2 separate regions of the Homo sapiens genome follow, and region 2 is linked to region 1. Evidence: read pairs that join two places in POLR2A ChIA-PET (ENCODE). Cell type or tissue: K562. All regions are shown on one strand. Links, peaks and the distances in the headings refer to the core of each region. The heading gives the core; the rest is flanking DNA.

Region 1 (4,383 bases), core at 236-4,235:
GCTGGGGAGCACAGCAGTTGCTTCCATGCTCATCCAGGTGGCAGGCCTTGGGGCCTTACCTGGATGGCGGGCACTAGGGTGAAGTAGCCGATGAGGATGATGCCCAGCTCCGTGGCCATGTTCTTCATGATGGACCAGCTCTCGCTGCTTAGGCCTGCAGAGGGCAGCAACAGGGCACAGGGCAACACATGGCCACTCTGCGACATGACTCACACAACCTCATGGGCCTCGGAGTGGCAGAGGCATGGCAAGGCCCCCCAGCCCTTTGAAGGAGCCATTCCACCAAAGCACCCCAACCCTCAGGGTCCTGCTAATGCCCAGACTTTAAGGGGCCATCACCACCACACAGCTGCTACGGGGAACGGGTGTTCACAGCCTGGAGGGTGCAGAGGAGAGCTATAATCATCAAAAGAGGGAAGAAGCAGAGTGTGGAGATGAGAAAATCCACAAGGAAAGCCAAGTGCCACCCACAACAACCACATCCAACCTCCGCATGTGGTTCTTGTCTGGTCTGCACGGGCCAGCATGACAGTGTGCCCATCAACCACATGGCAGAAGCACTCGGCGGGTAGAGGACCTGGCTGCGTTCTTCCTCAAGCCCCTTCCTGTAGTGAGCCCTGATCCCACGCTATCACACTGTCGCATGTCTAAGGCTCTGTGCTCTTACTGGGTAAGGACAATTTCGCCCCATCTCTTCCTAACTCCATATCCAGCACAGGGCCTGGCTTATCACAGAGGCTCACAGAGGTCTGGATGAATGGACGGCTGCCTACAGCCCCATTCCTCACAGACATGGGGTGACGAGGAAGAAGAGGCTCAAGTGACCAGGCCTCCAAGGCCAGGCTCTCCCTTTTCTCATTTTCCCTAGAACCCCAGATCCCCAGTTTCTACCAGCAGGGCCAGAGGGAGCTTTTCTGGCAGCCGTGAAGGCAGCGTCTCTGAAATGGCCAGCCCCCGGGGCTTGGGCCTAGTGTGCTGGAGTGAGGCAGTAAGAGAAAATACTAGGCGCTAAACTCCCCAGACAGAAAGCCACCACCAAACACAAGCCCCACCCACACTGAAGTGCAGTGGTGTGATCACGGCTCACTGCAGCTTTGACCTCCCAGGCTCAAGCAATCCTCCCACCTCAGCCTCTTGAGTAGGTGGGACCACAGGTGCATGCCAATATGCCCTGCTAATTTTTCTATCTTTTGTAGACATGGGGTTTCACCATGTTGCCCAGGCTGGTCTTGAACTCCTGGGCTCAAGTGATCCACCTGCCTCAGCCTCCCAAAGTGCTGGGATTACAGGTGTGAGCCATGGCACCCAGCCTGGTTTACTTTCTTACTGACACATGAACCAGGACGAAGTACAGTCCAATGGCCCCATGGCTCCCCAGGGCACACACTCAAGAGCTGCCAGGGCCCAGTGGCCCACTGCATATTATGCCGGAGGCAAGAGCAAGGGACATTTCAAGGGCTCTGTTTGCTCACAGAGCGTTAACAGCAAGAGGAACAGGCCCCATTCCAGCCCCTCCTGCAGCCCTCTGCCCAACTCTCCCACTGCGTTACCTTGGGCGATCCGCAGCTTCACCTCCAGGTCTACCGGGGTTGAGACCACAGACTTGGTGAGCACCAACACATTCTCTAACCCAATAACCACCACAAGGTAGGGGAAAATCTCGCTGGGGACAGAGAAGGAGAAGGTGAGGACAGTGTTGTGGTGGTTCCCAACAGACTGGGGCCCTCAGGAAGGCTGTGGGGTTTCCAGCCTGTCATGGGGGCTGCTGAGTGACTCCCACAGGTGCTGGGCAGAAACCCTCCCTTGTCCACCTCACCCAACAAGACCTGCATCTACACAGCACTCAGCTTTCAGGCAGGCTCCAGAGCCTTGCAGAGGGGCCAGCAGCCATCCTGTCTCTAGCCATCCAGCACAGGAGGGCTGGAAGAGGCCCCTCAGGGAGAGCTGTGCAGCGCCACTGCTAGACCACACTTCTGCTGGCCCTTCCCAGGAGAAGACTGCTGGCTAAAGACAATGACTGCTGCCAAGACCCACACCAGTAACTCTGGGTGGACCCATCACAGCTAAATGCAAGGAGATGAAACCATCCTGAAGGCCCACTCACCTTTGTTGAGAAGCTGTGTGTGGAGAAGAACGACTGTTCCTACACAAAGCTCTACCAGCTATCTGAGCCCACTGTCCCACACTCCCCGCAGCAAACCCTAAGAAAGTCTATGTGCGAGGAACGCCAGCCAAGTTATACCTTGCAGGACCTCTGCTTTGGAGCCGAAGGAAGGGAGGGCCCTGTGAAGGGTATGGCAGACGGTATGGGGGAGGGTGGTGTTTAACAGTGTCAAGCTCAGGAAAGGGAGCAGGTATCTAAGAGCAACGAAACTACCAGAAACAAAATACGACGTCGCTTTTCATACGACCAGCCTGATGGGCCAAAGTGGTGGACAGGCCAATCCATAATCCATTAATAACCATTAATAGACAGGCAGGCGGGCCTAGCCAGAGCCAAGATCAAAGCCTGAGGACAAGCCGAGGGAAGGGCTTCCAGACTAAGGTTCAGAGAGGAGTGGCAAGGGGAAAGTAAACATCAGTGAAAAAGGCGACAAATTACAGTGTGCTCATATCTTCCAAAGAGCTTCCTCTAAAATGACCTATTTCATTAGGCATTTAAATGTTCTAATCATGAAAAAAAAAATGTTCTCTTCTCTATCTCACACCTCCAGTGGCTTAAGCCATCAAGCTGCAGTGTGTGTGTGGTGTGTGTATATAGAATACATAAACACAGACACACAAATCCGACTACACACATGCAATACATACTCATGTATACACAAACATACCAACACACACCCCTTATATACACACCCAGCCCACAAATATGCACTTTTGTACATATGGACACTCACTATAGCTAGATATGCTATATACAAACACAAGTATGAATACAAGCCAGACAAAGAAGAGGAAGAAAATGTACCTCTTAAATGTCAAAAACAACAATGTGAAGACGTGAGGTCACAGCAAAGTCCAGGGAAGGCCAAGAACCCAGAAGTGCAAGGCTCTCTGGCCTGAGCCCACCCTGTGGCCCAGTGGAGCCTGCTAGGGACCTACCCGCCATTGAGGGTGGGCGTCAGGCCGAAGAGTGTGCAGAGTCCCACAGACATGAGCAGCGAGCTGAGCACTGTGACCACGGCAGCCAGGGCCAGCCCCCACTTGGACTTGACCATGTCGATCTTCCCTGGAGGGCAGAGAGGGCGTATCAGGGCGGCCCCTCCCCCAGCCCCCGGCCCACTGGGGCTCCCGGGAGTAGGTTGCCCTGACAGTCGAGGAAGGGAAAACTCCTGGTTTCACCAAAGGAAAGGGACAGGCACAAGCACTTCCCAGTGTCATGGACACAGTACACCTTTTAGGAACCCTAACCCAGGAAGGGGCTGAAAGTGGGAAGAGCCCCGGCCCCACCCAAGCTCCTAAGACCCTGCTGGGGGACAAAGCCCTAGCTCTGATGACCACCAGGTGTGTTCTATCTCTCTACCCCAAGCCACCTCCAGAGCCAGGGAAGCAGGTGACATGGAAATGCCCGTTTAGCTTGGAGAAAGCCCTCAGCCTCCCTGCCATGAACCTACGCGTGGAGAAGTAGATGTAGGCAAACAAGATGATGTAGGTGGTCACAAGGGGGATGAGCTCAGCGACACCAATCTCCTCCTTGAAGTGCACGTGGACCAGGCTCTCCGCCCGAAGGCTGCAGTTGGGGCTGGGGTGCAGAAGCATCAGGCGGGCACGCAGGCTGCCCAGGAACCTGGTCAAGGAGCAGGGTGGGGGTAAATGGAAGTGTTGCTCTTGGTTCTGGGGACAAAGACAATCCCCGGACAGAGGGTCCATCAGGACCTCCCTCCTGCCCCTGTGTTGAAAGGGAACTTCTCTATGGTGCCTGAGCTTCTCTATAGTCTCCAGGGGCACTGGGAAAATCACAAAGGGGACAAAGTTTTCTCAGGAGCTCCCCCTGCTCCTTTCTTTGTCTCCCTTTCCGGACCTACTCCAACACTCTCTTTTTTATTTATTTATTTATTTTATTTTTTATTTTTTGAGACAAGAGTCTCGCTGTCGCCCAGGCTGGAGTGCAGTGGCGCCATCTGGGCTCACTGCAAGCTCCGCCTCCTGGGTTCACACCATCCTCCTGCCTCAGCCTCCCGAGTAGCTGGGACTACAGGTGCCCACCACCACGCCCGGCTAATTTTTTGTATTTTTAGTAGAGACGGGGTTTCACCGTGTTAGCCAGGATGGTCTCGATCTCCTGACCTCATGATCCGCCTGCCTCGGCCTCCCAAAGTCTGGGATTACAGGCGTGAGCCACCGCGCCCGGCCTCCAACACTCTTGATTGCCAGAGGCCTAGG
Region 2 (4,383 bases), core at 78-4,077, 58 kb after region 1:
GCTGGGCACGGTGGTTCACTCCTGTAATCCCAGCATTTTGGGAGGCCGAGGCAGGCAGATCACCTGAGCAGGAGTTCGAGACCAGCCTGACCAACATGGAGAAACCCTGTCTCTACTAAAAATACAAAATTAGCCAGGTGTGGTGGCGCATGCCTGTAATCCCAGCTACTCAGGAGACTGAGGCAGGAGAATAGCTTGAACCTGGGAGGCAGAAGTTGTGGTGAGCCGAGATCGTGCCATTGCACTCCAGCCTGGGCAACAAGAGCAACACGCTGAGAGAAAAAAAAGAAAAAGAAAAGGAAGCAACATGGAGTCAACCATGTCAGGTTTTTCTTACTGCCATAATTTTGCAAAGGTGATTTCGTATCAATCCTTTATTTTAAGAGATAGGGTATTGCTCTATGGTCCAGGCTGGAATGCGGTGGCACAATCACAGCTCACTGCAGCCTTGACCTCCTGGGCTCAAGCAAGCTTCCCAAGTAGCTGGGACCACAGGTGGGTATGACCACTCCCAGCTAAATTTCAGAGTTTTTTAAATAGAGATGAGGGTCTCTCTGTTGCCCAGGCTGGTCTTGAACTCTTGGCCTCAGGCAACTCTCCCATCTTGGCCTCCACAAGTGCTAGGATTATAGGTGTGAGCCACCATACCCAGCCCCTATCTTATTTTTGATGCACTTCCAGTTAAGTTGCAGAAACCTGATTTTAGTTTTTATATATAGTAAATCAAATGGAACAGTTCCATTTAGCCCTAACTAGGTAGAGCTCAACTTTACTTCAGATTGTTCCCCATAAGAAAGGTGAATTCAGGCCGGGCACGATGGCTCATGCCTGTAATCCCAGCACTTTGGGAGGCCAAGGCAGGCGGATCACGAGGTCAGGAGATTGAGACCATGCTGGCTAACATGGTGAAACCCCGTCTCTACTAAAGAAAATACAAAAAATTAGCCAGGCGTGGTGGCGGGCGCCTGTAGTCCCAGCTACTGGGGAGGCTGAGGCAGAAGAATGGCGTGAACCTGGGAGGCAGAGCTTGCAGTGAGCCAAGATTGCGCCACTGCACTCCAGCCTGGGAGAAAGAGCGAGACTCCGTCTCGAAAAAAAAAAAAAAAAGAAAGGTGAATTTGAATTCAGGCCAGGCATGGTGGCTCACGCCTGTAATCCCAGCACTTCGGGAGGCCAAGGCGGGCGGATCACTTAAGGTCAGGAGTTCGAGACCAGCCTCCCAACATGGTGAAACCCCATCTCTACTAAAAATACATAAATGAGCCAGGCATGGTGATGCATGCCTGTAATCCCAGCTACTTGGGAGGCTGAGGGATGAGAATCCCTTGAACCTGGGAGACGGAGGTTGCAATGATCTGAGATCACGACACTGCACTCCAGCCTGGGCAACAGAGTGAGACTCTGTTGTTGTAACCGAGTGAGTTATAGAGAAACACCACACTTTGAGATGAATTGAGGAGTCCTTTATTAGCCAGTGACCGAGAGACGGCTAGCACTCAAAATTCTCTCAGCCCCAAAGAAGGGTCTAGATTTTCTTTTATACTTTGGTTTGGCAAGGGGAAGGGAAATCGAGTTGAAGCAATCTCACAGAAGTAAAAACAGGCAAAAAAAGTTAAAAAGACAAATGGTTACAGGAAAACAGTTCCAGGTGCAGGGGCTTTAAATTCATCACAAGGTGATAGGTGCGTGGGCTCTGGGTGCTATCTACAGGACACAAATGCGGGGGCTTAGGATACTATCACCTGAGCGAATTTCTGGGAACTGTGGACAGAGCTTGCCACAGTACCTTATCAGTTAATTGCACTTTTTGATGTGCTGGGAGTCAGCTTGCACAAGTTAAGTCCTTGAGGAAGGGGGTGGGTAAGGAGCCCTTGATGTCTTGCAAATGAAGGAGCCAAATGGAGTCTGTCCGGCTTTCTCAGCTAAGGAAGAGTCTATTCATATTAAAACAAGGTAAGGTATCACACTGTCTCAAAAAAAAAAAAAAAAAAAAAAAAGAAAGGTAAATTCAAAAACTTTAAAAACTAAATGTGGCATGGAAATCAAGAAATGATAACAATTTCTAATACTTGAGCTTCTACCCTGGGCCAATTCTCAAACCTGATCTCAATTAATCCTCAGAACAATCTTGAAATATAGAGGCTAAGTTTATTTTACAAATGTAGAAAATTTCTCTGCAGAGAGGAGATGATGTGTCCAAGGTCACTCTGAGAACTGAACAGAGGGCCGCCTTCTGGGACCCAAGACTCCAGGTTCCAGCCCACTGCCCAGCTGCCTCACCCTGTCATGAGCACAATAAAGGAGTTTCATGATTATGTGGATGTGTCTTTGCAATCACTCACACTGAGGATCATGCTTATCATGAATTAGCCATTAGTGATAGCAGCTGGCAACATCTTAAAGTGGAAAGAGCTGCTTCAGGGCCAGACTCCTTTTATTCAAATCCTGGCTCTGACACAAGCAGTACCTCTGTGGCTGGGAGAATTAACTTCACCTCAGGGAACCTCGAATTAGGAGTCAGGTTCCAAGATGCAAACAACACCAACAGCTGTGGGTTTTGAAAACAATAAAATTGGAGGGTGAACACATGTAAAATGCCTACACTGAAATAAACGGTAGCTTTTTTTTTTTTTTTTGAGATGGAGTCTCGCTCTGTCGCCCAGGCTGAAGTGCAGTGGAGTAATCTCAGCTCACTGCAAGCTCCGCCTCCCGGGTTCACACCATTCTCCTGCCTCAGCCTCCCGAGTAGCTGGGACTACAGGCGCCCACCACCATGCCCAGCTAATTTTTTGTATTTTTAGTAGAGACGGGTTTTCACCATGTTAGCCAGGATGGTCTCGATCTCCTGACCTCGTGATCCGCCTGCCTTGGCCTCCCAAAGTGCTGGGATTACAGGCGTGAGCCACCGCGCCCAGCTTTTTTTTTTTTTTGAGATAGAGTCTCACTCTGTCGCCCAGGCTGGAGTGCAGTGGCGCGATCTCAGCTCATTGCAACCTCCACCTCCTGGATTCAAGTAAGTCTCCTGCCTCAGCCTCCTGAGTAGCTGGGACTGCAGGCACGCGCCACCACAGCCAGCTAATTTTTGTATTTTTAGTAGAGACAGGGTTTCACCATGTTGGCCAGGATGGATGGTCTCAATCTCTTGACCTCGTGATCCGCCCACCTTGGCTTTCCAAAATGCTGGGATTACAGGCATAAGCCACCGCACCTGGCCCCAATGGTAGCTTCAATAACCATGATACAATCATTTAAAAATATTTAAAATGTCAAAGTTGAATGAATACATTTATTCAATGTCTTTATTACCTATCAAATTCCTACCATGTGTCAGAGACCAGGAATACAATAAGTTAATTTCCTGTACTAAAGAAGTTAACTGTCTTAGTGTTGAACCTTTAAACAAAACCTTATAGGAAATATAAGGTTTATTACAGAGGTCATAATAGCCCATAATAATAACCAATTATTGATTGTTGGGTTCTTGCCAGAAGCAGGTTTTACAATATATTTATCTCAAATAATCCTTGTGATGACCTTTAGAGGCAGGTAAGATAAACCCCTTCTTTTTTATTTTTATTTTTTTGAGACGGAGTCTCGCTCTGCTGCCCAGGCTGGAGAGCAGTGGCAGGAACTCAGCTCACTGCAAGCTCCGCCTCCCAGGTTCAAGCGATCCTCCTGCTTCAGCCGCCCCCGGTAGCTGGGATTACAGGCACACGCCACCATGCCTGGTTAATTTTTGTTTTTTGTTTTCTCAGTAGAGACGGGGTTCCGCCATGTTGGCCAGGCTGGTCTCTAACTCCTGACCTCAGGTGATCCACCCGCCTCGGCCTCCCAAAGTGCTGGGACTATAGGCATGAGCCACCGCGCCTGGCCGATAAACCCCATTTTAAGTTGTAAAAACCATTGCATCCAGAGCTCTGACAACTTCTCTGAGGTTCCACAGTTGCTGTGTTGCAGAGGCATCATCACATGTTGATCCACCTATCCCCAAAGCCCCTGGACTTCTGCCACTGAGCTTCCAAATGCTATGAGGAAAAGGGAATTGGAAACCAAAGACCAGGAATCATGAAGAAGGTGCTGATGTGATTTTGGGTAGGGCCTTATAGGGTAAGAGCTTGTCAGGCAATAAGAACAACAGCAGTCAGCCAGGCGTGGTGGCTCATGCCTGTAATCCTAGCACTTTGTGAGGCCGAGGTGGGCAGATCACCTGAGGTCAGGAGTTCGAGACCAGCCTGGCCAACATGGAAACCCCATCTCTACTAAAAATACAAAAATTAGCTGGGCGTGGTGGTGCACGCCTGTGGTCTCAGCTACTCGGGAGGCTGAGGCAGGAGAATTGCTTGAACCCAGGAGGCAGAGGCTGCAGTGAGCCGAGATCATGCC

Evidence for each region. ChIA-PET counts read pairs that join two places held together with the same protein. Peaks named below come from ENCODE experiments on the same cell type or tissue, not always from the same donor. Only the 100,000 strongest peaks of a DNase experiment are listed, where the experiment ranks them.
Region 2: POLR2A ChIA-PET joins it to region 1 with 8 read pairs; 19 of 35 experiments call an interaction of 5 or more read pairs at or near these places.

The regions. Positions count from the first base shown.
Region 1 is chr3:47,422,383-47,426,765 of GRCh38, forward strand. It overlaps SCAP (SREBF chaperone), which reads right to left. Exons shown (of 23, transcript NM_012235.4): 7 at 3,615-3,787; 8 at 3,103-3,229; 9 at 1,551-1,663; 10 at 60-154. Among named protein-coding and RNA genes, the nearest start is that of PTPN23-DT, 43 kb to the left of the region's middle. In K562, for the core only: no CTCF peak of the experiment used is centred there; no DNase peak of the experiment used is centred there.
Region 2 is chr3:47,480,156-47,484,538 of GRCh38, forward strand. It overlaps LOC105377073 (a long non-coding RNA gene), which reads left to right. Exons shown (of 3, transcript XR_940821.3): 3 at 2,181-2,315. Among named protein-coding and RNA genes, the nearest start is that of SCAP, 6.4 kb to the left of the region's middle. In K562, for the core only: no CTCF peak of the experiment used is centred there; DNase peaks (open chromatin) are centred at 1,736 and 2,266.